Linked DNA regions of Homo sapiens: regions 1, 2, 4 and 5 are each linked to region 3. The links are chromatin loops, found by intact Hi-C in ENCODE. Cell type or tissue: PC-3. All regions are shown on one strand. Region 1 overlaps PAK5 (p21 (RAC1) activated kinase 5). Region 2 overlaps PAK5 (p21 (RAC1) activated kinase 5). Region 3 overlaps PLCB4 (phospholipase C beta 4). Region 4 overlaps PLCB4 (phospholipase C beta 4). Region 5 has its middle 29 kb from the start of LAMP5.

Region 1 (5,000 bases), 180 kb after region 3:
AGTACTATTAGTAACTTTAGATACAAAATACATATTTCTTGAATTTAAACAGATGTATCTCAAATTAATTACAATTGTTACATAAATATTCCTTCTGAGATCTAAAAAGCGGAATACTTTCAAATTAACAATCAGCATTCTATAGTTATTCTTCTTAAAAACGTAATGTATGAGTCAGAAAAATTAACCAAGTTAGACTTTCAAGATTTAAATGGAAAGATAGGTATAGAAAAGAAAAGTTGATAGAAATACAGTAAAATTTTGATAGTGGCTGTCATCTCAGGGTGGGAAGACTAGGGGTGATTTATATTTCAGTCCAGTGCTTCTCAAACTTTAAAGTGCACACAAATCACCCAAGTATCTTGTTAAAGGGAGACTGTGATTCAGTAGGTCTGGGTGGGGCCTGGGATGCTAGAGTTCCAAAAAGCTCTCAGGTGATGAGGATGATGGTCGGAGGGTTACACTGTGTATACAATGGGGTTAATGCATTTTCTAGATCTTCTACAATCAGGGTTACCTTTATAACAAAAAAGTTAGACTGAGGTATGCTTTTCTGTATAAGAAGAGTCAGCATTATATGTATATACATACATATATATAAGTTGTATTAAATATGCATTTTATTAACTATCTATAATATAGTGTTAAATGTACTATATGTATTGTATTCTATATATACATACATAGCGCTAAGTACGTTTACACTATATATACACATTGGGAATTACATGTTCATTTTCTCATTCCCTTTGAAGATGAAACATTTCTCCAGCTTAACCAAAACGATGACTTCCATTTATTTCACCATTTTGGTACACCTGCTTCTTTAGCACCATGCTCTTACTATAAGGCTAGAAGCCTTAGAGTTATTGATGAACAAAATCCGAACACTACAAAAGATATGATGTGGTTACAAACATTTAGAAAGAAGAAATTTTAATCACCCAATAGTAAAAAAATGAAAGAAAAATCTAAAAGCCAACCAACCAACCAAACAAAAGGGCAAAGAAACTAAGGCATGTCCTAAGACAGTCTTTTCTTGGATTTCATTTCCATGGTTAGCATTTGAAAATGTTTGTTGATGGTATAAATGTATCACACTTTAAATAAAGCACACACTCTTCCGTTTCAATGAAAACTATTAGCTCAGTGTTAATAAGCAGGGGGTTGCAAAATGTAAATGTTTGTTAAAAACAAATTAGTGCCCCACCCAAAAAAGTATAAGAAAAGAAGACCTGTTAAATCAGAACCAAGGCAGTATTTGTTTTGCTGATACAGGTTTCACTTTATAGAATCATAAGTGGCAAAGCAGTAATAATGAAAATCCAAACATGCAGAGTTTTCCAACACGGTTTAACCAGGCTTCCAAACAGAAGAACCACTAATTATTATTGTCCGTCTCTGGTGTTCATTAAAGCAAAATTGTGCACTTTTATAGAGATCAATAATACAATAACTGCAAGAGGATTGGTGGATTTTATGCCATGGAACCTCCAGGCATTAAAAATCAATGCAACCCAATCTATTTGAGTTTGAAGCCATGGTGCTCATTGTCTTTCCATTGTACCCTGGACCAGCTCAGCATCTATTCAGGCTCCCAGTGACAGTGGCCATATTTCATAGTGCTCCTTCCATGGGCTGTTGGCTGGTGATAAGCTATAATGGATCTGTCTGTGAAAACAGCTGTCTCCCCTTGTTCCCCGAAAAGAGATGAAAAAGTGCCTCTGCCCTCACAGACTGTATTAACCTTGACAATAATGAAGTGTGTAATTAACAGCTTTGCCCTAATAGGACCTCACATCTCTTTTTCAAAAGCAGTATCTTCTGTGTGCCTCAAACGTGTTTCATTTTGTCTTTCAGGTAAATATAGCTCAGGAGGTTAATAAGCTAAATATTTCCACAACTGAAGTATAAACAAAGATTCTCTCAGAACTTATGTACTTTTAAACTGTCTATCTAAATTCTTACCCTGTTGGTAAAGAACTGTCTTCCTTGTTTTTATTAAGGCAGGTAGCTGGAAACATCAGGTAACATAGTCACAACAAACAGATTTGATCTACTTAGATCCTTATAGGAAGAAACGGTAACTCTTGTTTGGATTTTGTAATATCATTAGATATTTTCAATAAATATTTTCACTCGCTATTACCAATAGATATTTTATCTATTTTCTTTCAGTTCTCTACATATACCTTTTATTTGGTAACAACAGTGGTTGGGGCTAATTGGGTGAACATTTGAGCATTGCATATCCCTGGAAAACAAGATAATTCAGGCAACATATTTCAGAGTGGAGGTAGTGGTAAGGGATTCTAACCAGAAAATCCCTCTTTAACAAATTATGTAATAATCTTAATCACATGGAATCCAAAAAGCCAATTTCTGTTTTTTTGTTTGTTTGTTTTGAGATGGAGTTTCACCTTTGTTGCCCAGGCTGGAGTGCAATGGTGTGATCTCTGTTCACTGCAACCTCTGCCTCCCGGGTTCAAGCGATTCTCATGCCTCAGCCTCCCAAGTAGCTGGGATTACAGATATGCACCACCATGACCAGTTAGTTTTGTATTTTTAGTGGAGATGGGGTTTCACCATGTTGGCTAGGCTGGTCTCAGCAAACTTAGGTTACTCATAAAGGTAAGGCATCTGTCTCTTTCTATTCTAAGACTTAAAAACATTTCATCTTTAAAAATCAAGATGCTTTAATATATTACAAATTTTTTTTTTTGAAGACAAGGTCTTGCTCTGTCTTCCAGGCTGGAGTATAGTGGTGCAATCATAGCTCACTATAGCTTCAAACTCCTGGGCTCAAGTTATTCTGGGTAGCTAGGAATACAGGCATGTGCCAAAATGCCTGGCTAATTAAAAAAAAAATGTAGAGAGGAGGTCTCATTATGTTGCCCAGGGTGGTCTCAAACTCCTGGCCTCAAGTGATCTCATGCAACAGCCTCCTGAAGTGCTGGGATTACAGGTATGAGCCACCAGGACTGGCCAAGAATTGTTTTTAATGTGCTACTAGGAAATGTAAAATTAAATACGTGGCTTGCATTTTACTTGTATTGAGCAGAACTGATCTAGAGCAGAAGTCAGGAAGCCATGTGACTCATGGGCCAAATCTGGCCCTCTGCCTGTTTTTGTAAATATTTACATATGGTGAGAGTATGGCTGGATTTGTGCACCACAATGGTAGGGTTGAGTTGCAAGAGAGACTATATGGCCTGCAAGGTGTAAAATACTTACTCTCAGGCCCTTCACAGAAAAAGTTTGCTGAACCCTGATCTAGATACACAGGTCTCATCTTTGGAGGGAAAACTCTGCTAGTATTTGATTCATGGGCTGTGCCAAAAAAAAAAAAAAAAGAAATAAGCCTCCCCAAAAGCTGAATGTGGTTTCTTAGAGGGAGGGAGTCATATGGCACCACAGGCATCACTTCGTTTACTGTCTGCAGTTCTGTCACAGAGGAGGACATGAAACACAGTTCTCCCCACTCCTGAAGAAATGCAGTTTGTTGGCCAAGTCAATTGACTAGAATAAGCAACCCAAATAAACAACCCAACACTGTTCGCAAATGAGCTTTTCTGGAACAGCAATTCGAGAAGCAGACTGGCCAAGTTCTTGCTGGGTGGTAAGGTCACCTTAGGCAACAGTAGGTGTTGTGGGCATAAACAAGAATCCATCATTTCCTCCCTCATGCCCTGTCCTCCATATGATCTGAACTTTAAAGAATTTGTGAACTGACGAATAAAATGACTGCCATCAGTCCGTAAATTGGTTTAATAAGAGTTTCTAGTCACTACCATGGATTAAACACTTGCTGTGTGCCAAGATGATTAGAAGTATTTTTCCAATATATAATAATCATAATATGACTCCAAGGTATGGCATTATTACCCCTTTATAAGAAGGAAGAAAGTGAGGCTCAGAGAGGCCAAGGAATTTTCCCAGTGTCACTCAGCTAGCAGGTGGGAGGTTTGAAAGCAAGGCTCACACCTACCTGTTACAAATGCTGCCTCTCTATAGAATATGAAAACCACAACACCCTGTCAGCACCCTCAACTTCAACTCTCAGGAGTAGAAAGGATAGTCAAAACCCAGAAAGACAAGCTCCAAACCCTTTGAGATACAATGAAAGAAATGTAAGCATATTCTGTGGGGGGCAGAATATAAAATATTTCCAGAAACAAAGCTTTTTAAAGAAAGGATGTTCAAAACTCAGAATTTATGGAAATTGGGGAAAAATAAGTTGACTGGTCTTTGAAATAATTAGCCTTTAAAGCAACTTGAAAATTCTTTCTCTATAACAAAGGAAATGTTACATTGCATTTACTCAAGATTCTGACATTTAAAAATGTAATAACTAATAAAACATGTAGTCTACATATCAATTGCAACTACCTCCCCAAATCAACCAACTGATTAAATTATGCTCTAAATATTGCTAATATGCAATGCTAAGGGCCACAATGTATTGCATTCTCTTATAGTACAAGGCATATTTATTTTAAATTTAGCCAAGAAAAATTTACCTTTGCATGTCCTAAATTTAAATTTCTGTTGTTGTTGTTGTTTTACCTGACATTTCAAACAATCTTTACAAATGTGGAAATTATCTCTTGGAGGCATAATAAATGTTAAGAAACTTGTTAATCTGGAAATAAAACCAGTAGGCAGTCAAATAACATTTTAAACTATAAAGTTGGTATTGTAACTATGCACTGTAATTCATATTTCAGAAATTGACTGTTCTTAGATGCCAAGAAAAGAGTATGCCTTATGCAAAAAATAGAAGAGAAAAGTTGCAATCCAAGTCTTCCATATGTCTCAAAAGTTTGAAACTTCTAACCCCATTAAATATTAAGGTCATCACGGACATAAAGATGGAGAGAATAGACTCTAAGAACTCTAAAAGCAGGGATGGGAGATGGTGGATAAGGAATGAGGGTTGAAAAATTACCTGTTGGGTACAATGTTCAATATTTCAGTGATAGGTACACTAGAAGCAGAAC
Region 2 (5,000 bases), 200 kb after region 3:
AAAATTAACTAAAATTTGATATAAAAGATCTTTTGCTGATTTATGTTTTAAAAATGAAAGTCTATATTTCATATTCTCTACTAACTTCCTCCTCCCATACCTTCTAATTACAGAGGGGAAAAGAGTAACGTTGGAGTTGAAAAGCCTGGCAGACACCATGTTCGACTGAGTGATCAGAGTGAGCGCCGCCAGCCATGAAACACACTGAATCTGGAACAATGGTGCAGCCCACTATGGCTTCTCTGATAGTCCTGCCAAAGGTGCATCACCTGAACCTGACTATGAGAAAGTGTCAGCCAAAGGAAAATGGAGGGACATTCTGTAAAACAACTGGCCTGTGCTCTTCAGAAGTGCCAAGGCCAATATAAAGAAAGGCTGAGGAACTGTTCTGGAATCAATAAGACTAAAAAGAGATATGACAAAATATGCAACATGTGACTTTCAATTGGATCTTCATTATTAGGGCAACTGGAGAACCTTCTTGGGACCTGATAAATAAGTGGCAGTAAGGTCTCAGTGTTAATGTCTTAATGTTGATGGTGGCATGTGGCTGTGTAGAAAACGCAGGCATGGCGGCTCACACCTGTAATCCCAGCACTTTGGGAGGCCAAGGTGGGAGGATCACTTGGGCCCAGGAATTAAAGACCAGACTAGGGAGACCCTGTATCTACAAAAAATATTTTAAAAAATTAGCCAGGCATGGTAGGTAGCATGTGCCTGCAGTCCCAGCTACTCCGGAGGCTAAGGTGGGAGGATTACTTGAGCGTGGGAGGTTGAGGCTACAGTGAGATATGATCTTCATGCCACTGCCCTCCAGCCTGGGCAATGCAACAAGACTCTGTCTAAAAAAAAAGAAAAGAAAAAAGAAAAGGAGAAAAAGAAAATGATGCTTCTTTTTGGTACTATTAGTCGATTTAGACTGCTTTAACAGAATGTCACAGACTGAGTGGCTTTTAAACAATAGAAATCTATTTCTCACAGTTCTGGAGGCTGGGAATTCCAAGATCAAGGTGCTAGCAGGAACAGTGTCTGGTGAGGGCACACTTCCTGGTTCACAGACAGCCATCTTCTCACTATAACCTCACACAAGGGAGCTGTATGGGGTCTCTTTGACAGGGACTCTAATACCATTCATAAGGGCTCTGCCCTTATTGACCTAATCAATCACCTGCCAAAGGCCCCACCTCCAAATATCACCACACTGAGGGTAAGGATTTCAACATACAAATTTTGGAGGGATACAAGTATTCATTCTATAGCAGGTAGGTAACACACTATGGTATTTGGAATGACAGAATGTCAGGTTGGCAACTTAATAGATTCAGGACATAAAGTTCTTTATATGGTACTTGTAACTTTTCTGTAAATTTGAGATTATTTGAAATAATGAAAAGTTAGGAAGTTTCTATGAATGCCTTAGCCAAGAGGACTCCAGCGCTTGGAGGACAGCCAGTCAGTCCAAAACTTGAGGTGGAAGCATTCCTTCCTGGTGTGGATTTGAACTGGCAAGTAATCCTCCATTGTCTCTAGGTAAGACATGGTGTTCAGACATCCATGATCTCAAGTGATGTCTTTTAATTTGACTTTCAATCTTGTTTTCAAAATCAGAGGAAAAATATTTTAAATATCAAATATCTTCTCTGCATGAGCAGACAGGGTATTTTTAAGAGAAAAATGTGTGTGCAATGTGCACATATTCTGAAATTAAAAGCAAGTTAATAGGGGGATTCTAAAATGAATTAATTTATAGGAAGCTGCTGAAACACTATTTGAATCATTTAGATTAAATGTGCTTTACTAGACAGATCCACTTCTACTGTGTTCTATTATCAGCAGTAGATTGGCCCTGACAGCCCTAATAAATTAAACTGTCCAGCTGCTGCTCCTTCATCTATCTGATGCAGCTGGTGATGGCAACAAGAATAAAAGAAGAGAAAAGGAAAACCTTAGAAATGAAGGATCTTCAACATGATGAAGAATAAAGCAACGTATCTGCAGATTTCGTGAATTAGTGATGCCTCTTCACCAAGTTGTACTTATTGTCGGGAACATATGAATTCAACCCCCTGGTGGAAGGGCTCAGGATGAGAGAACCGCTTCTCTTTGCAGTCAGACACCTGGGCTTTGTGTAACAAGGCATTGGCAACCACATGATGCTGGGTGGGAAGGGGAAAGCACTTTACACAGCCTCTCTAGTAATGAAGACAGACTTGCCTTTGCCTCCCCAGGCCCAGTTCAGTGGCTGTAATTTGCAAGCTGATGAGTTGGCTTTCAGGTAGAGTCACAGCCAAGAGAATGAGTCAAATGAAGACATCACCTGCAGTTGCAACCCCGTTTGTCCTGCCCTAAGCAACTGAGCTAGTGCCACCACTTTCCAGATTGATGAAAATCAAAGTATCACAGTTTAACCTCGCATAGGTGCCCACATATCCAGGTCGAGGGCAAAACATAAGTGTGAAAACACTGACAATTTCCAGGCAAAGACACTCAAGGGGACAGAGCAGGCCGAGATGCAAACTCTTCCTTTCCTTCTGCAAGGCCTGCGTTTATGGTGGGGGTCACATGGAGCAAATGAGTCCACCAAAGGCACAGTCCTGGAGTTCTGCTGCCAACCCTCAGCCACCAGTGGTCAAAGCCATCAGAGGCAGGAACATGAGGGTGTTTTTGCATTTGGGCACTGGCCATACTATCCTGGAAGATTTTACACCAGCAACACAAAACATTAAAAATGACTATAAATTTTGACAAATTTTCAATTTTAGGAATTTGGAAACTTTGGCCTGTATATTAGTCGGTGGAACTTTAGCATAGACATTATGTCTTCCTGTTTAAAATTCAAATGGATCCTCAAAAATGGTTCCAAATGGAGTGGAAAGAAATCCAGACAGGACAGATGGATATGTAACACTCTAAATCCATTCTATGGAAGGTCTGTAATCAGCCTGTGACGGTAGAAGTAAGTGCCAAATGGTACTTTTCCTTTGAGGTAACCAAGTGTAGTAGCTTTTGTTTTGTTTTGTTTTAAATAAGACACAGCCTTTGTTTTCTAAGAACAACACACAAAGGAATTAAAAACGACTCAAGCCTGCCCCCTGGTGTGAAGATAGATAAAAGCAACCGCAAGGTCTTAAAGTCATCTTCCTGAAAGTATCTTGGTGAGAGCTGAAATCACACCGCCATACGCAAAGCCGAATGTATATAATTGGCTAATAAACTTCACAGTTATTTTTATATTGAATGTCTTCAGAATTGGTATAGCCACTATGGAAGGCATCAAAGAAATGGAAGAATTAGCTTGCATCCTCCAGATAATCATTACTAAACACTTCCCTTGCATGCTGCCCCTAGGTAGAGCTTGAATGTGGCCTTGCACAGTAAGCCTGTACTGGCAGCTATCTCTGTTGTGTTTCTCTGGAATTCTAAAACAAAACTGCTGGGCATGGGGTTTTGATGTGGTTCCATCCCATGACTGTAGACCGATTCTGCATGGTGCAGTGTGCTTGCAGCATTATTACTTAAGATCATATATATTAATATATTTAGCCAAATAGCAAACAAGGGATGTACCTGATGCTTGAATTAACAAATAGGCAAATATAAGATGTCGGCATGTGCAAAAGATCCTAAGGCATTTCCTTTTTGGTCTTTGTAGCAGACTCTGTTGACAGGCTACATAGATGCGCTTGGATTTCTTTAACTGTTCTGGCGTGTCCCTCCCTCGGCATCTGTGTGCTTTGTTTCTAATGGTCTGTGCCCGTAATTTATTGCTGTCATTTGAATGTATGTGTCCCTCCACATTTCACAGGTTGGGAGTGAAATCCCAGTGTGAGGTGGGGCTGTCAGGAGGTGGCTATGTCATGAATGAGATTAGTGCCCTTATAAAAGGTTAAGGGAGCTAGGTGGGCCCATTTCCCCTCCATCTCTTCTGCCACGAGAGGACATGGCCTTTGCCCCTTTTGGCCTTTTTGTCCTTCAGTGCTCATTCAAATGGACATCTCGGAAGCAGACTGTGCCCTCACCAGACGCAAAACCTGCTAGCACCTTGATCCTAGACTTCCAGCCTCCAGAACTGCGAGAAATAAATTTTTATTGTTGGTAAATTTTCCATTCCCTGTATTTTGTTACAGCAGCAGGAAAGGACCAAGATATTCATCTCCAATGGACTGTTCTTGGCCTATTGGAATCCCTTTGCCTGCATAGGCAGAGAAGTGGTAATGCCGGGGAGTAATATGCCACTCTGGAATAGGAATTATTTTAAGTGGAGGCAATTGAGAAAAAGTGGATTCAGAATGAACTCTCTACTCTCCTCCTATCTGCCCAAAAACAGAACATAAAGTCCTGTTGTGAAGGTGTCCCTGCCCCCACCCAAACTGCCATTCCAGGAAGGGGATAACGGCCTTATTATCAGAGAAGAGATGGTACTGAGAGAGTCTACACAAACACACCTTACTCACTAACCCTATCTTTTATATGTTTCCCCATGTGTTTACCTTCCCACAATTTGCCACCCCAATCATCAAAAGCTCTTTTCTTGTCACTTCTCTACAAAATTATCCATCTTTGTTAAGATGCCATATAAGCCCCAAGGTCTAGTCACCCCTTTGAGTTACTCACCACGGAGTTCTCCCGTGTATATGCAAGCTGCACGTGCTAATAAACTTCAGCCTGTCTGTTTGTTTTTATTGTTGTTCTTCACCTATCTTTCATAACTCTAATTTGCAGGGCCTCAGCTGAAGAACCCAGAAGACAGTGGAAAAAGTTTTTCCCTCCCTATATGGGAGTGTGAGAGCCCAACTCTGCCTCAAGAGAGAAGAAAGTCTAAGGAGTTACTTGTGCTCCAGAGCTCCCTGGGAATCAGACAGAGGTGGGAATTTACTTGAGACTGTCCATTACTCACTTTTGTCCCTTTCCTGCCTATTTCCTTCATGCAATTACTAGTTTTTCTTGGGAACACTTCCTCCATAAATTCTTTGTGCAGGAACTACCACTGTGATGTCTCT
Region 3 (5,000 bases):
TGATTAATTTTACACTGCATAACTTCTAAGAGTATTATTTGATGTTATTAGCTATTGGCCTTATTGTAGGAAAGGTAAAGTTACATTTTCACTTTCTTTCATCCTCTTCAAAGTTCTTCAAGTGATCACAGTGGTTTTATTTAGTAAGTATTTATGGTTTATCCTACAACAGTGAGGCTGACAGCCACAGGCAGAAGTTTGCCTAATAACTTCATTCTCATACTTCAGAGGTTCGGAAAATACTGCCTTGCTGCCTGTGGGGTCCTATCCTATTTGAAGTTGAGATCGTATCTTCTCACCCTCTAAATATTAAACTTGAAAGAATTATGAATAAATATGGTCGCAGGCCTGTCCCAAAATATTTGTGAGTACATTACTCTCTTGTTCTAGAATTTCATAATTCATAATTTGGGTCAACAGTATACAGATTGACATTTGGTCATTGTCATTTATTAGCTAAGTTATTTTAATTCTCAAGGCATCAATCTTCTCATGTGGTCAGTGGGTAGGACTCTAATCCTCACTACACATCACAGACAGTAATGAGACTGTGTGTGCAAGAACTCATCCTGGTGCTCAGCTCATAGCACTGGTGGTATTTATTATTATTAAACACACATGGAAGGAACGGACATGGCCGTTGTTTGGTGGGGGAGCAGGAGGACACATTAAGAAAATGATAAAAACAAAAACAAAACCAAATTACATTACTTGATTATTGTTTCAGGCTTTTATTGGTGAAATCAGTTTGATAATTTAGAATGCTCAGATTGTTAAGTGATCAGTTAAGACAAACAAATTGACCATTTTTTTTTTTTTTTGAGATGGAGTCTCACTCTGTTGCCCAGGCTGGAGTGCAGTGGCGTGATCTCCGCTCACTGAAAGCTCTGCCCCCCGGGTTCACTTCATTCGCCATTCTCCTGCCTCAGCCTCCCAGTAGCTGGGACTACAGGTGCCTGCCACCATGCCCAGTTAATTTTTTTGTATTTTTAATAGAGATGGGGTTTCACAGTGTTCACCAGGATGGTCTCGATCTCCTGACCTCATGATCCACCCGCCTCAGCCTCCCAAAGTGCTGGGATTACAGGCGTGAGCCACTGCGCCCAGCATCTGACCATTTTTTAACTCATGGATTACATCATCCAACTAAGGAATTTATCCAACTAGATTCACTTTATGCAGGAAATTTAGCTTTGCAAAGTTCTCAGCAAAAATATTGATCACTTTTGAAGGTATTTTTGTTGTTGGTTTTATTGTTGTTTTTTCTATCAATAAATAAACTAATTTGTTTTCTTTTTTCTGTATGCAAAGTAATGCAGTTTCAATATGTCCTATGCAGCAAGTTATTAGGTTACTTTTAAGATTAAGTGCTTTTTAAATACTATAAACCACGTATGTATGTTGCTTACATTCTAGAGTGCTACAGTGAAACATAGTCCCCAAAGAGGCAGCATCATTAGCACCTGGGAACTAGTTACAGCAATGACTGGCCTCACTGCAGACTCACTTCAACAGAAACTCTGAGTGTGGGGCCCAGGAATCTGTTCTAGTTTAAAAAGTCTTCCAGGTGATTCTGATGCACGCTAATGTTCGAGAGTCACTATTTTTGATGTTGTGCCTCAATTTGTAAAAATATGATGCTATATCTATTTCATAGCATTGCTGTGAGGTCCAATATAGTAATTTCTTTTTTTTTTTTTTTGAGATGGAGTCTTGCTCTGTTGCCTGGTCTGGAGTGCAGTGGCACAATCTCAGCTCACCTCAACCTCTGCCTCCTGGGTTCAAGCGATTCTCCTGCCTCAGCCTCCCAAGTAGCTGGAATTACAGGCTCACGCCACCACACCCAGCTAATTTTTGGCATTTTTAGTAGAGATGGGGTTTTGCCATGTTCGCCAAGTTTGTCTTGAACTCCTGGCCTCCCAAAGTGCTGGATTAAAGGCATGAGCCACCGTTCCCGGCCAGTAATTTCTTGAATAAAGTCCCTTAAAAATCTAAAAATGTCCTACAAATGTAAGATAAGCTTAATATTTTATGATTACCTCCTTTTGCATTATTCAGAGCTACAACAGACACTAACTTCTTAAAGTATCCTTTAGCATAATTGAGGAAGAAAAAGCCTTTACCTTTCAATTTGTGTGTGTGCAATTATCTTTATTAAGGAAATCTGCAGCACGTATCCGTGGGTCCTACTGAAGTCATCAACTTATATGTTTTCTTCCTTGTGCTTGTAGGGCCTGGTCACTGTAGAAGATGAGCAGGCGTGGATGGCATCTTATAAATATGTAGGTGCTACCACTAATATCCATCCATATTTGTCCACAATGATCAACTACGCCCAGCCTGTAAAGTTTCAAGGTTTCCATGTGGCAGAAGGTAACACCAAAGGTTAAATGCAGTCGCCTTTTTTGCTTGATTTTCTTTTATGGTGCTGATGAGCTTTTATCTAATTTGTTGCCATTTTTCTTTGTGGGCATGGGGGCTGTTCCACCTCACCTTATTTTTGTTTCACAGACCATAGAAGCCACCTTGGTATGTGGTGACATTACATTGTCATTCACGACTTCAACCACAAGGTGGCGATGAGAGACTATGGATTTGTTAGTGCTGGGCATGTAGCTTCTTCTGTTCCCAAGTGCATTCACAAGACTCCTTTTAATCAAAAGCTGGTTTTCAAAAAAACATAAGAAGTATTTAAAAACTTCATTTCTGGGCTAGAGAAGCCATCGTAATCATCATTATCATCAAAAATTCATATTTCGGTGGTGGCTGAAAAGACAGATGTCTCCATCCACAGGATGTCAATGAAAGTAGGAGCTACTGACATGATAATGTAGCATTAGCCTCCAAGGCCTCATGATTCAGGGTGTAATTGCATTTATTTATTGCTGTTTTTCGGTGAGGGTTTGATGGCAGAGTTCCTGAATCCATCTTTGCTTTTCTTTTACAGAACGCAATATTCATTATAACATGTCTTCTTTTAATGAATCAGTCGGTCTTGGCTACTTGAAGACACATGCAATTGAATTTGTCAAGTATCCTTATGTATCAAGTGGAATGAGTGGTTGACTCACGTTGGTTTGGCAAGAGCCTCTGAAATAGATAAATGGCTAATATCTCATTCTGGTGGTGGAGTTCATAAAATGATATGTGGGAAAGACCATGGCAGCTGTGACAATCTGCCCAAATGAAAATTGTTTTTATAATCCACACAGTGAACTGTGATCTTAAGCATCATTTGTAAATGTGAAATCTGCTCTGTGCTGTCTACTTGTTTGTCATTGTTGGCCTAGACCTTTGTTGTTTTAGCTCTTTGTTGTTTATTTTTCTCTGCTGTAGGACTCTTTTTTTCTGTTTTCCTTAATAAGTTACAGTTATAACAAACGGCAAATGAGTCGCATTTACCCCAAGGGAGGCCGAGTCGATTCCAGTAATTACATGCCTCAGATTTTCTGGAACGCTGGCTGCCAGATGGTTTCACTGAACTATCAAACCCCAGGTAGGAGCTGATGTCCAGTGACCCCAAATTCCATGAGAACACTTTGACAGGATGGTGCCAGCACTTCCCATCAGTTGGCTGTGGGCATTTTTTAAAGGAAGCAGACATATGGCAAAGCAATGTGTTATTGGATTTATATAATGGTGAGAAATAAAAAAAAAAAAACCAAAATAGAGCAAACAATGGTAGAAGATAATGTGTTGTGATTGGAATTTAATTCCTTTCATAAATGCCATGACTATTCCTGCTAACCATTATCCCATATTCCAAAATATTTCTCATTTTTCTTCCTTTTGGATCAAAGTTGTTATCTTTGTTTCCAGAGGCAGAATTAAGTGAAAAGAATTTGAGTATCTTTGTACAGTAACAGCGACTCATTTCTCCTTTGGCAAACACCCTGACCACTGTGAACATTCAGCAAATATGACTGATGCAGGGGCACTTCACTAAACAAATACAGAATATTTTGAAGTAAATGCCACTAAAATGGTATATAAGGAGTTACATATTTGAAGAGGTACTAATCTATAACTTGGTCCTCCAAAGTGTACTCAAAGTCAGGTTTCCAATATATAATGACTTTTTTTTTCTGGAAGGAAAAGAGTAAATTTTTATAATTGATAAACACATTTTTAAAATTTTTGAGGTTTGCTTAAGAGCCTAGGATCACAGTATCAAGACTAGAGGTAGCAAAATAGAAATAGAATAGATAGAAATATGCCACAAACCCTCTTCACTGTAGATGGTCAATTCTACAGCATGGTTCTTACAACTGGTAAAATAAAACAAAACCAGAAAGCTCTTTTTTCCTTCAACTCTTTGCTATTAAGAGAACTGCCCATGCTTCCCAATTTGAGGATTTTTTAAAATCTATTTTGTATTTTAAGAATCCCTGTCACTTCGTTCCCTGCTATGTGGATTGAGTGGAAGATCCTTTGACTTTCATTCCTTTGGCATGAGTGTGAGCTGACTGTGCTTCTCATGCCTTGAAGGAGCCTCCCCAGTGACCAGAAGCTCCTCCTACTGGAGTCACCATTCTGCATGGGGTCCCCACAGTGCTTGCTAGGTTAGACTGTGACGTGATAGCTACCAATACAATCCTGAGTGTTTCTAGCTGGGGCCCAGTAACAAGGCTCTGATGACTTCACTTACTTAAAAAAGCCCAACTTGTGTTCTCAGTTGTCAGTGAGTCCATAATATGGATTAAATGGCTAACCCAGCTTATGTTTTATTCTATAATATTAGGTTTAAACACAACATTTTGAAGAGGAAAAAATATCCATCAGTTTACCCATTTCTTTTGCGGATGGGAAGAAAGAAAAAATGTTATTCACTTGCAAGACAGAAGTCAAAAGCCATGTGCTGCCAGTGTAGACCCCACTAGAGTAATTCCCCCTGCCTCCCATCCTGGAAGCATGCCACCAAGTTTTATGCGATACTTACCTAGTTCATTTTCCAGTCTTTTAAATCAAGTTTCATATTCACCCTCCCGGGTATCTCCAGG
Region 4 (5,000 bases), 67 kb after region 3:
CAGGAAGAATACACATGGGGCTTTAATTACATCTGGAACTGTTTATTGCCTTTAAAAATGTGAGATAAACATGGCAAAACATTAAAAATATCAGTTAATCTGAGGGACACATACACAGATTTTTAAATATTCTTCTCTGGACATTATATGTTTGAAAATACTGCAATAACAATTAGAAAAATAAAGCAATAATTCCATCCAGAGAATTTGATGGAATATAGCTCTTTATTATTTGATATAATATTAATTTCATTCAATGTCATACCAACCGTTATTTGTGCCCATTGCTTTTAGGCGAGTCAGGGAGTTAAACAGCAGCAACACTAAAAAGTTTCTGGAAGAAAGAAAGAGAGTAAGTATTTTATTATATTTTTGGCATTCTTCCTTTAAAAAACTATAAACAATAACATGCTTAGCCACCAGATCTCTAGCTAATTTGTTTAATTTGATTTTTCTGTACATTAAACATTCCAGCTTCTCTGCTCCCTGAAAGCTAAAATAATGTCTCACTAAAATCTTTAAGGTAATGATTTGGCACCATTTTATACAGAAAATGAAGCCAGGTTTAGTCATGCGTAAGTCCTCTATTATTTTCTAAGATTTTAGCAGGAAAGATCTTCCCAGAAATAATTATGAGTTTAAACTCTCCAAATTTTGAGATGATTTTTTAAAAAATTATTATCTCTTTCACTTAAATTATAAAGTTACAAGTCATCTCTCATCCCTGTTTTAAGATTGTAACCCAAAGTTCAATCAGAATTTTTTTTTTTTTTTTTTTTGCAGCTTGCCATGAAGCAGTCCAAAGAAATGGATCAGTTGAAAAAAGTCCAGCTTGAACATCTAGAATTCCTAGAGAAACAGAATGAGCAGGTATTTTACCTAAAATACGTAAAAACATGCAGGCAGCTAGCCAGCTTTGGGATACACATGCCATGGCCCACAGTGACCAGTGGCTTGCATATTGTAATTGAAAGGTAGATAGAAGAATTTGTTGCCCATTACTATATTTTCTCCATTATATCCAAAAAGAAAAGAAAGTACCAGTTTTTGGAGCAGGAGCAGAATCTGGCTGTGCCAAAAAAAGAATATTTGGATAAATTATGGGGATTATGTGAATTCTAAGAATGAAATTACTAAAAGTGAGAGGATGAAAAAAAGAGATTACGAAGTATTTCTCCATTTTCATTTAGAGTTTTATAATTTGCAAACTATAGGCAAGGGATATGATGTTTAAAAGCAAATGAGAGAAACCACCTATTTTCAAACTCAATCTGAAAACGAAGTTTAAAAACCTCCCTGGGACTTACAGGTGGTATCTAAAGTCATGAGCCCCCATCACTCTACAAATCACTGAGCATGAGTGGATACCATAGTCTTGGTCTTTTTCCCTGCAAGACAAGACACTAAATAAAGAAATATACACAAATAAAGAGTTATCCAGGCCGGGCGCAGTGGGCTCATGCCTGTAATCCCAGCACTTTGAGAGGCCGAGGAGGGTGGATCAGGAGGTCAGGAGATCGAGACCATCCTGGCCAACATGGTGAAGCCCCGTCTCTACTAAAAATACAAAAATTAGCCGGGCCTGGTGGCATGCACCTGTAGTCCCAGCTACTCAGTTGGCTGAAGCAGGAAAATCACTTGAACCCAAGAGGCGGAGGTTGCAGTGAGCCGAGATCGCACCACTGCACTCCAGCCTGAGCGACAGAGTGACTCCATCTCAAAAAAAAAAAAAAAGGAGTTACCCAAACACCAACTGTTTAGTTAGGCCAATGGGCATATACCAGCACCAAGGTAAATGTATTTTTATCTGGTGCATAGTACAGGTGGGCACCTTTCCAAATGGGCTACAGCCCATCAGCCTTCTACAGTAACCTTTAATTAATGGAAATCCCTCTAGTTCCTATGGCAACAAGACCCTCAGTTATCATTTACATTTCAGACTCTCTCAGTTCAAATGTTATTCTTTAGGTGTAGTTGGTATAGAAGTTATTATTCCTAGGTAATTCAATTTAGAAACGGAGAGGTTTTGATGAAATATGTACTTGTGCCACATTATTCCTTCCTGTTTTCTCCCATCTATAAAACAATCCTATTTAAGGAATACTTTTTTCCAGAGTAAATGACTCCCCTTGAAGAATACTTAAGTAGGAATTATACTAAAAAGTACCTTTGAGAAAGTAAAAATAAAATAAAATAAAATAAAATAAAATCTTTTTTGTATGGCAATTGGGTAACAGATAAATCTGACTTCTAGTTTCAGATTCTTTACTTTTTGGTGGACAGAAATTTTATTCATCAACATACTTCCTAGTTATGTTTCCCATTTCCTTTTCAGCTAAGTGCTTCTATTCATAAGCAAGTCCACTCCAAGGGGACAATACATGGTTATTGTCCCACAGGTACAATTCATTTGACCAACTCATAAACACATCACATTCTGGTACAAGTTACCTAGCTTATGTTTTTGCTCTTAAAGCACTTCTCAGAAAGTGCTCCTGGGGGAAATATGGGAATATGAGTAAGGATAAAGTCACCATCTCCAAAGCTTTAGAAGCCACTTCAGTGATTCAACAATGGGTAGGGATAAGGATGCCTTGGAGAAGGTTTTTAAAAATTCTCCCTAGAGGAAGGGCACAGTGAAAGGTAAGGCACAGTTATGTGTTAGTTAACTAAATTAAGAAACTACTTGGAAATTAATTGTGTTGCTTAGCAACAAGTTTGACTAAAGAATGTAAATGTGCTCAGAATTACTCATCACTACAATAGTGGTGTATGCCAGAGCTAGAGAAAACAGTCATCTTGTGTCGCTAGCTTTGGAGCCGAAGTACATAATTTTTAAAAATCAGTTTGAGCTTTTATCCTAACACATGGCTAATTCAAGCCACACCAGAGTTCTTGCATTAAACTGCTAGATTAGTGATAGCTGTATTGATTAGATTGTATTGGGAGGGTGCTGGCTTTTTGTTGCAGAAATTCAAATATGTCTTTTAAGGTCTACCACCCACAACTGACACTTTGAGTCACAAAAGCTTGGGAAAGCATAGAACATGAAAAGGCTTGAGACCTGATAAAGATTTAATGAGATTCAAGGAAAAGACATTCAAGATATCATACTGATGCTTCTGGCAAGCAAAGAATTTGGACTTGAGTTTCTGTGTTAAGCTTTGCTTTAGAAATATGGCCTGTTCAATTGCAAATTCAATCCCAGATCTTTCTAGTATACATTTTTTGGCATTTAAGGGTGAGAAAGCTCTCAATTCACAGTTACTCTGTATGGTACAACACTGTCATGGGCACAGTGCAAAAGATACAGTGACTTCATTTCTTTCCTCATAAAAAGGCAAGGTCTGGAACTATATAGTATAACTGCCTTCATAACCAGGTAAACATTTCATCAGCAAGAACAGTTCTTTGTCTCCAGACAATGCAAACTTCTACAACAATCTTCTAAATAATTGTTAAATCCCAAGACATTTTTTCTAAGCCAGAGATAAATGTAAACATTCTCCCATAGTATTTCCCTCAAAGGTTTCTTTCTGTTCTCCTGTGACCCTACTCCTAATCGGTGTCCCAAATCTCCCCTTCCAAAGCAAGGCCTGGAATGGATTCAGTCCATTAGCTAAACCAGTGTTGGGGGCACTGGCAGAAACAAACCAGGCGTCAGTATGTTTTGGTCCTGATTCTGGATCCTCACCTTCTAGGTTATTTGTAAGCCACTTTATGTCCTTGCCTACTTGGTCAGCCAACTATTCACTTAACACTCTGAAGGTTGGGGATGTTTTTCCTACTTGAGTTTTTTCATAGACTTCCCAGCTACACAGTATATCTCATCTGTCTTGACATGTACCATTTCAAACATTAACGACTCCATTACTGTCACACACTCGAGTCTCAAAAATTGATTTTTATCATCAATCCTATCATTTAATAAAGAGAGGTAAAAGGTTTTGCTTAAAGGCCAGGTTCTCCACTTACTGCCACAGAAGAGAGGCACAGTCTGGGAATGACAGGCGTTGGTTGTTTGTTTCGTTTCTTTTTTTTCTGTTGAGATCAACTAGGGGAAAGTTTGTCACTGAGGGGTGTGTACATGTTTTATCCTTAGCTTTTTGCTTTTCTGTATATGGTTTTGCATTCATTTTTCAAATTCACTTCAATATTCATTTATTTTCTTCGTTTTGTATGTATGACTCAATTTTGACATTACTATTTTTGTACAAACAGCTTTTGAAATCCTGTCATGCAGTGTCCCAAACGCAAGGTAGGACCGAAACTCTGATAAGCAAGACGTTGCTTTCCTTCTCGACTACGTCCGTATTCTCTGTGCAGTCTCCATTTATGAGTCACATCTGGTCATAACTAATATCTGAAGGGTTTGGATTTAAAAGCTTGACTATTCCATGCTTGGATTTCTGATGTCATATTCATGCCAAAATGCCCTAAGTCTTTAGAGAATTACTTCTGAGGGTATTTGAACCTGTATTTTCTATTGCAGATTTAGGAAACAGATCATGGTAATAAAGACATAACCAGAACAGTGATGTGCAGCTGTCATTTGGACTGACCAGAGCTAAGACAGGGTCACAGAGTCAGGTCACTCACAAATGTTAATATGACTCCAATTAATTTTTAAAGCGCTCGCTGAAAGTTGGTTGGTGGTTTTTAATGATGGAGCTGTGCTGTGCATGTAGAAACCTTACACGATGACTCTTGTCATGCTCTCTGCTAAGTCCCATCTGCCAAAGACCCTAATCACTCCTCATAAGTAAGGTGGTCATATAATTTATTGTCCATACCAGGATAGTTTTGAGAGTGAAAGGCAGCTCTGTTTATAATATCTAGGACTACAGGCATAAACTGGAATTGCCTCAGACAAATGAGAATGAATGGTCACCCAACTCATATAAGAACTTAGCTGTTGGAATAGTCTTGTAATGTCCTATGATTCTTCCTTCTACACCGTGGTCAATACTTTCTTCAGAAGCTAAAGGGGGACAAGCACA
Region 5 (5,000 bases), 78 kb after region 3:
CCATCTGTATAGACTCTTGGGCAGGAAATGCCTTTGAAAACTTAATGAAAACCTAAAAGAAGCTTTTTTGCAAAGTGTCTTTTCAGTTCCAAGAAAAATAATTTTTCTCAATACTTATTGTTAGCATACTTTTAAAACAGTGCAATGATCACAGTGGCCATCACGGATCTAACAGTGTGGATCCATCAACATTAAGAGATTATGGAGAGTGAAGAAGGAATACCCCTATTATTTTATTGCTGAGGTTATCTTAGGGACGCCTCGTTCAAAACTCTAGCTTCTCCTTCTTCATCACTTGTGCAAATCTAACAGAAGGCCACACATTTCTACAACTCTTCTTTGATGCTTGACGTTGAACGGAATCTCAAGCACATATTTTAATTGCATCTTTAATATCATAATAAATCTGGTGATACCTCTGGGATGAATATTTATGAGCCATCTTCTTTAATAATATTTTGTGGAAAACGTTCTGCTCCATAGGTTAGAATAATGAAAAAATATTAGGCGGGTGGGGGGAGTAGGGAGATGGTTAAAATAGCAGCATCATTGCTTTTACATTAAAAAATTGGTGTCTACACTGTACTTATCGTGATAAATGATGCTGTGCCTTTTCCACTCCTTTCCTCTCCTAGCATTACCTTCTTGGAAGTTCAGGGTAAGGGGCAATTTCTGAAGTACTTCATCCTGGAAATTTTTGAGTGTCCAGCACAATAAAATTAGGAAAAATTTCCAAGGAAGGCCAATTTAATATTGTATACCTAATCACTTGCATCAGGACTCAATAGCTTTAGATGAATCAGAATGTACCAAAAACAAAACAGACAGAAAAAGGATTTGACCATCTGTCATTTCGGAACTTTGATATCATATAATGTGAATGAGGAAATGTTATACTGATCCATCAAAATTGTTTACCCTTTTCAAGCAATTCATGGATTTTCTCAAAATTCACATGCAGCTTTTAACACTTCTATCTTTTGTTTTTCCTTAGACAAATCTTGGTATTTTGTTAGGGTGTGGTATTTGTTACAGCACAGCATATTGAACCCTACAGACTGTACCCCTGTATTATGAATTCACTTCTACTACATCAAGTAGCCATATAAATGGTTATATTAGACATTTCTTCAGCATTGAACTAACTTTATTTGTTCATGGATTAAATATTTATTGGAAAACCACTCTTAACCTCTCTACCCTTGTAACCCAGTTCCAACTCATTCTGCTCACCACACAACAGCCAGTAAGTAGAGAGACAAGGAGTTGGAACAAGGAAGGTGACTTTAGTTCAAAGAGCCAGAAAACTGAGAAGATGGTGGACTAGCGTCCTAAAGTACCATCTTTGGTCAGTACTCATTTCAGACTCTTTATGTTAAGGGTGGTGGGAAGAGGAGGAGTTGGGATCAAGAGGTGACTGACAACTGCAGACATTTGAGTGCCAACAAGGGTCTGAGGAGGTTGGAAACTTCTTTGTCTTTGTCTTTAGCCAAGTCACAATGTTCCTATAAATCTTTAACAAAACATAGTTGCTTACATACTCTCTCTTTAATCCCAGAGTACAAATACAAAATGGCTATTTTTGTATTTTATCTGTGTGCCCAAATTAGCCTAGCCTATGTGCAGGAACAGGAAAAGGCCCCTTAAACAAAAATGGGGTCAGTTATGTTCTTTTAGTGTTTCACTGTTACACACTTCCAACTTTTTCTCTTTTCTTTTTTTTTTTTTTGAGACAGAGTGACTCTGTCGCCCAGGCTGGAGTGCAGTGGCACTGTGTCGGCTCACTGCAACCTCCGTCTCCTGGGTTCAAGTGATCCTCCTGCCTCAACCTCCTGAGTAGCTAGGATTACAGGCACGCACCACCATGCCTGGCTAATTTTTGTATTTTTAGTGGAGATGGGGTTTCACCATGTTGACCAGGCTGGTCTCAAACTCCTGACCTCAGGCAATCTGCCTGCCTCGGCCTCCCAAAGTACTGGGATTACAGGCATGAGCCACCGTATCCAGCCCTTCAACTTGTTTTTTTACCAGTAATGCACTCTATTTTGAAAACTTATCAACAGTTTTAGCTTTAGGCGATATTCATAAGGTAGATGGGTGGCATTAATGGCCCCAATTTTTTATGCACAAAATTATTTAGAACAGTGTATAAAATTACCCTGAGGCTATGTGTATACAGTGTAATGACACATAAATATATTTTGTGTTTGGACTTGGATCCCATCCCCAAGATATCTTATTATGTATATGCAGATATTCCAAAATCTAAAAACAACCGAAATCTGAAACACTTCTGGTCCCAAGCATTTTGGATAAGGAACACTCAAGCTGTAGCAGCAAACTGGACACGAGTGGAGGCACATTTTTGTTTCTTCACTTTAAGTCTCTGACACTGCCGTGAGAGCACATGAGAAGGCTGGCCTGCTGGCGGGTATGCGCGACTTGCAGAGAGTGGAGTTATCTCGTTCATTTTACCAGCTGACAATAGATGTGTGAGCCTGCAGCTGAGATCAGCCATGCCTTTCCCAGAGCCGTGGGAACACCCAGCCAACCTATAACCATATGAGAAATAGGAAATGGATGTTGATTTGAGCCACTGAGTTTTGATATTTTTTGTTATGTGGCCATAACTAACTGATACAGCCAAGCTCTGGGAACAGGAAGATGATAAAACAGTCTCATTTCAAAGTCCCAGAGACTGCAGCTTTCAAAAGCCACTGGAATCACCTACAGGCACGGAACATGGTTTTCTCAGGGAGTGATTCCAGCTGCTAAGCCTCATGTTTGATGTCTCAGGTTTCTTTTTATTTGTAACCTTCTGAGTGTCTGCTGTTCACTTCCTCTAAGCTGGACTGCTGATGATTTCAACTAACTTTGTCATTTGACAAACACCTCCTCCTCCTCATCCTCCTCCCCCTCCTTCTTCTTCCTCCTCCTCCTACTCCTTCTTCTTCTTTCTTCTTTGACTTTCTCCCTCCCCCTCCCTGTCTTTTCATTTTTTTGGTTTGCTTCTAAACCTTCTCTCTTTTTCCTTTGGGCTCCCTGGTCACTCAAATGACCTCCTGCCACAGTCTTGGATGCTAATATTAAGTAGCTGCTTTCGGACTGGTCTGTTTGAGTTATGGGTCCTAAAATTGCAGATAAACGGGGAATTACTTTACCACATTACTTTGTCCAATTGCATAAAATATGGGACACAGATTTTTTAAATGCAATAGTCTAGCAATGGAAATATATGGTATTGAGTAGTTAGACTGATTTTAAAGCAAAATTCTTAAAAGAAAAATATAGGAGCATATATTAGGTATTAATAAGAGGAATGTATTTAAATATATTTCGAATAATTTAAAAGTATATTATGCTAAATAATATATGCTGAAATAAAATTCAGCAAAGTAAAAATATTTTCTAAGGCTTGGAAGTCTATTAAGCTAAACGTCTGCCAATCTTATGTCCCAGCAATTACACTCTAAGAGTAATGAGTGTAAGCCAGACATGGTGATACACACCTGCAGTCCAAGCTACTTGGGAGGCTGACAATATAATTCAAGGCTATGCCTCCTCTTTAATCCCAGAGTACAAAGTAGTGTTCTATGATCGCACCCAAGAATAGCTACCACACCCCAGCGTGCAATACGTAACGAGACCCCATCTTAAAAAAGAAGAAGAAAAAAGAAAAAAAGAAATGAGTGTATTGTGTATGTGTTCATCAAAAAGCATGTTCTTTATTCATAATAATAAAAAGCTAGAAACAAATCAGATGTGTACCAATAGGAGGATGCATTGATGAAATGTAGTATATTCACAGGGTAGAACACATGAAAGTACTTACCTTATGATTCCACATACATGAAGATCAAGGAAAGGCAATGCTAATCTTGAAGGAAGTCAGAGTAGTGGTCCTCTCTGAAAAAACCTTCCAGGATGATGGTGATGGTCTATGCAAGTGGTTCTCGAAGTGTGTATCAAGGATCCCTTGGCAAGCCATTGTGTCCCCCAAGAGACTGTCAGAGGGTCTGTGTAGTCCTCTTGTTTCCAAATCCGTCTCTGTGGGAGGCCAGATTTCTTCATATACTGCAGTGAAAATGACATATCACAACAGACCGAATGAAGAAAAAGACATTAGAACTCAGATGACTTCTGTAAAGCCATACGTTAAAGACATTTGCAACAATGTAAAACAATGCCACTCCTCCCACCAACTTTTAGAAAATACAGTTATGTTTCACAAAAAAGTTATTGTAATAGTACAATATTGGTTATATATTAACAAGTGACAGTTTTGTTATTTTTATTGAATTGAGAAATATTTTGAAATTCCTGTTTCAAATTTTTAACATAGTAATGCTTACAGATATAATTCACATAAACAAACTCTGAGTTTTTTAAAAATATTAAGAGTGTTAAGGAATCCCTGAGGCCAAAGATTTTGAGAACTGCTGGTCTATAACTTACGCTGCGTGGAGGTTACATGGGTGTTTATACAGGTAAACATTGATCAGGGAATCAGGGAATACACCTAAGATTTGTGTCTTCCATTGCATGTATAATTCTCAATTAAACCCATGTTTTAAAAATATAGCAATAGATATATGTTCATGGTATAAAGAGAATGGGGGGAATGAAATATAATTTAGTATACAAAAATACATATACACATTCAGAAGACCAATAGGGATGATGCCAAAATAACAAAGTTTACTTCTGAAGCCTGTTGCCTAGTGGAAACCATCGAAGAGGCATAATTACTCAGAAGAGTTTTGAGCATAAAATTAATTCAGCAGGCTTTGCTGCTCCACAAGGAAACTATTCTACTCCTCTCAAAAGCCTGTGCTGAGTGAGGGAGGCAGAGTTGGATGTGGAATAGACTCTCTTTATTCTTCCCTTCTAGCATTTTCCATGCCAACTCTCCAAGTCTGCAACAGAAAATGATTTGAAACAATACAAGAGTAACTTAAGAGAGAGCCTCTCACAAGGGACAGGAAATGACACACCCGAGA

What was found. A loop is a pair of places that touch in the nucleus more often than their neighbours do. Peaks named below come from ENCODE experiments on the same cell type or tissue, not always from the same donor. Only the 100,000 strongest peaks of a DNase experiment are listed, where the experiment ranks them.
Region 1: it touches region 3 in a loop (4-fold over the local background); 34 of 110 quality-filtered maps call a loop at or near these places.
Region 2: it touches region 3 in a loop (19-fold over the local background); 103 of 110 quality-filtered maps call a loop at or near these places.
Region 4: a loop joins it to region 3, with 2.4 times the contacts of the local background. A loop is called at or near these places in 6 of 110 quality-filtered maps.
Region 5: a loop joins it to region 3, with 5 times the contacts of the local background. A loop is called at or near these places in 3 of 110 quality-filtered maps.

Annotation. Positions count from the first base shown.
Region 1 is chr20:9,587,283-9,592,282 of GRCh38, forward strand. All of the region lies in intron 3 of PAK5 (p21 (RAC1) activated kinase 5), which reads right to left. The region is part of intron 2 of LOC105372523 (a long non-coding RNA gene); the gene reads left to right. Among named protein-coding and RNA genes, the nearest start is that of LAMP5-AS1, 75 kb to the left of the region's middle. In PC-3, no CTCF peak of the experiment used is centred here; a DNase peak (open chromatin) is centred at 3,119; H3K27ac peaks cover 1,358 bases.
Region 2 is chr20:9,606,984-9,611,983 of GRCh38, forward strand. All of the region lies in intron 3 of PAK5 (p21 (RAC1) activated kinase 5), which reads right to left. It overlaps LOC105372523 (a long non-coding RNA gene), which reads left to right. Exons shown (of 3, transcript XR_937250.3): 3 at 114-191. Among named protein-coding and RNA genes, the nearest start is that of LAMP5-AS1, 94 kb to the left of the region's middle. In PC-3, CTCF peaks have their summits at 2,084 (motif pointing left) and 3,087 (motif pointing left); a DNase peak (open chromatin) is centred at 3,098.
Region 3 is chr20:9,405,686-9,410,685 of GRCh38, forward strand. It overlaps PLCB4 (phospholipase C beta 4), which reads left to right. Exons shown (of 40, transcript NM_001377142.1): 22 at 2,232-2,373; 23 at 2,948-3,032; 24 at 3,372-3,496. Among named protein-coding and RNA genes, the nearest start is that of LAMP5, 110 kb to the right of the region's middle. In PC-3, CTCF peaks have their summits at 2,574 (motif pointing right) and 2,774; DNase peaks (open chromatin) are centred at 2,586, 3,056, 3,906 and 4,476; H3K4me3 peaks cover 643 bases; H3K27ac peaks cover 2,205 bases.
Region 4 is chr20:9,472,496-9,477,495 of GRCh38, forward strand. It overlaps PLCB4 (phospholipase C beta 4), which reads left to right. Exons shown (of 40, transcript NM_001377142.1): 37 at 295-352; 38 at 784-870; 39 at 4,222-4,258. Among named protein-coding and RNA genes, the nearest start is that of LAMP5, 40 kb to the right of the region's middle. In PC-3, no CTCF peak of the experiment used is centred here; a DNase peak (open chromatin) is centred at 2,516.
Region 5 is chr20:9,483,340-9,488,339 of GRCh38, forward strand. No RefSeq gene overlaps it. Among named protein-coding and RNA genes, the nearest start is that of LAMP5, 29 kb to the right of the region's middle. In PC-3, no CTCF peak of the experiment used is centred here; a DNase peak (open chromatin) is centred at 2,802; H3K27ac peaks cover 569 bases.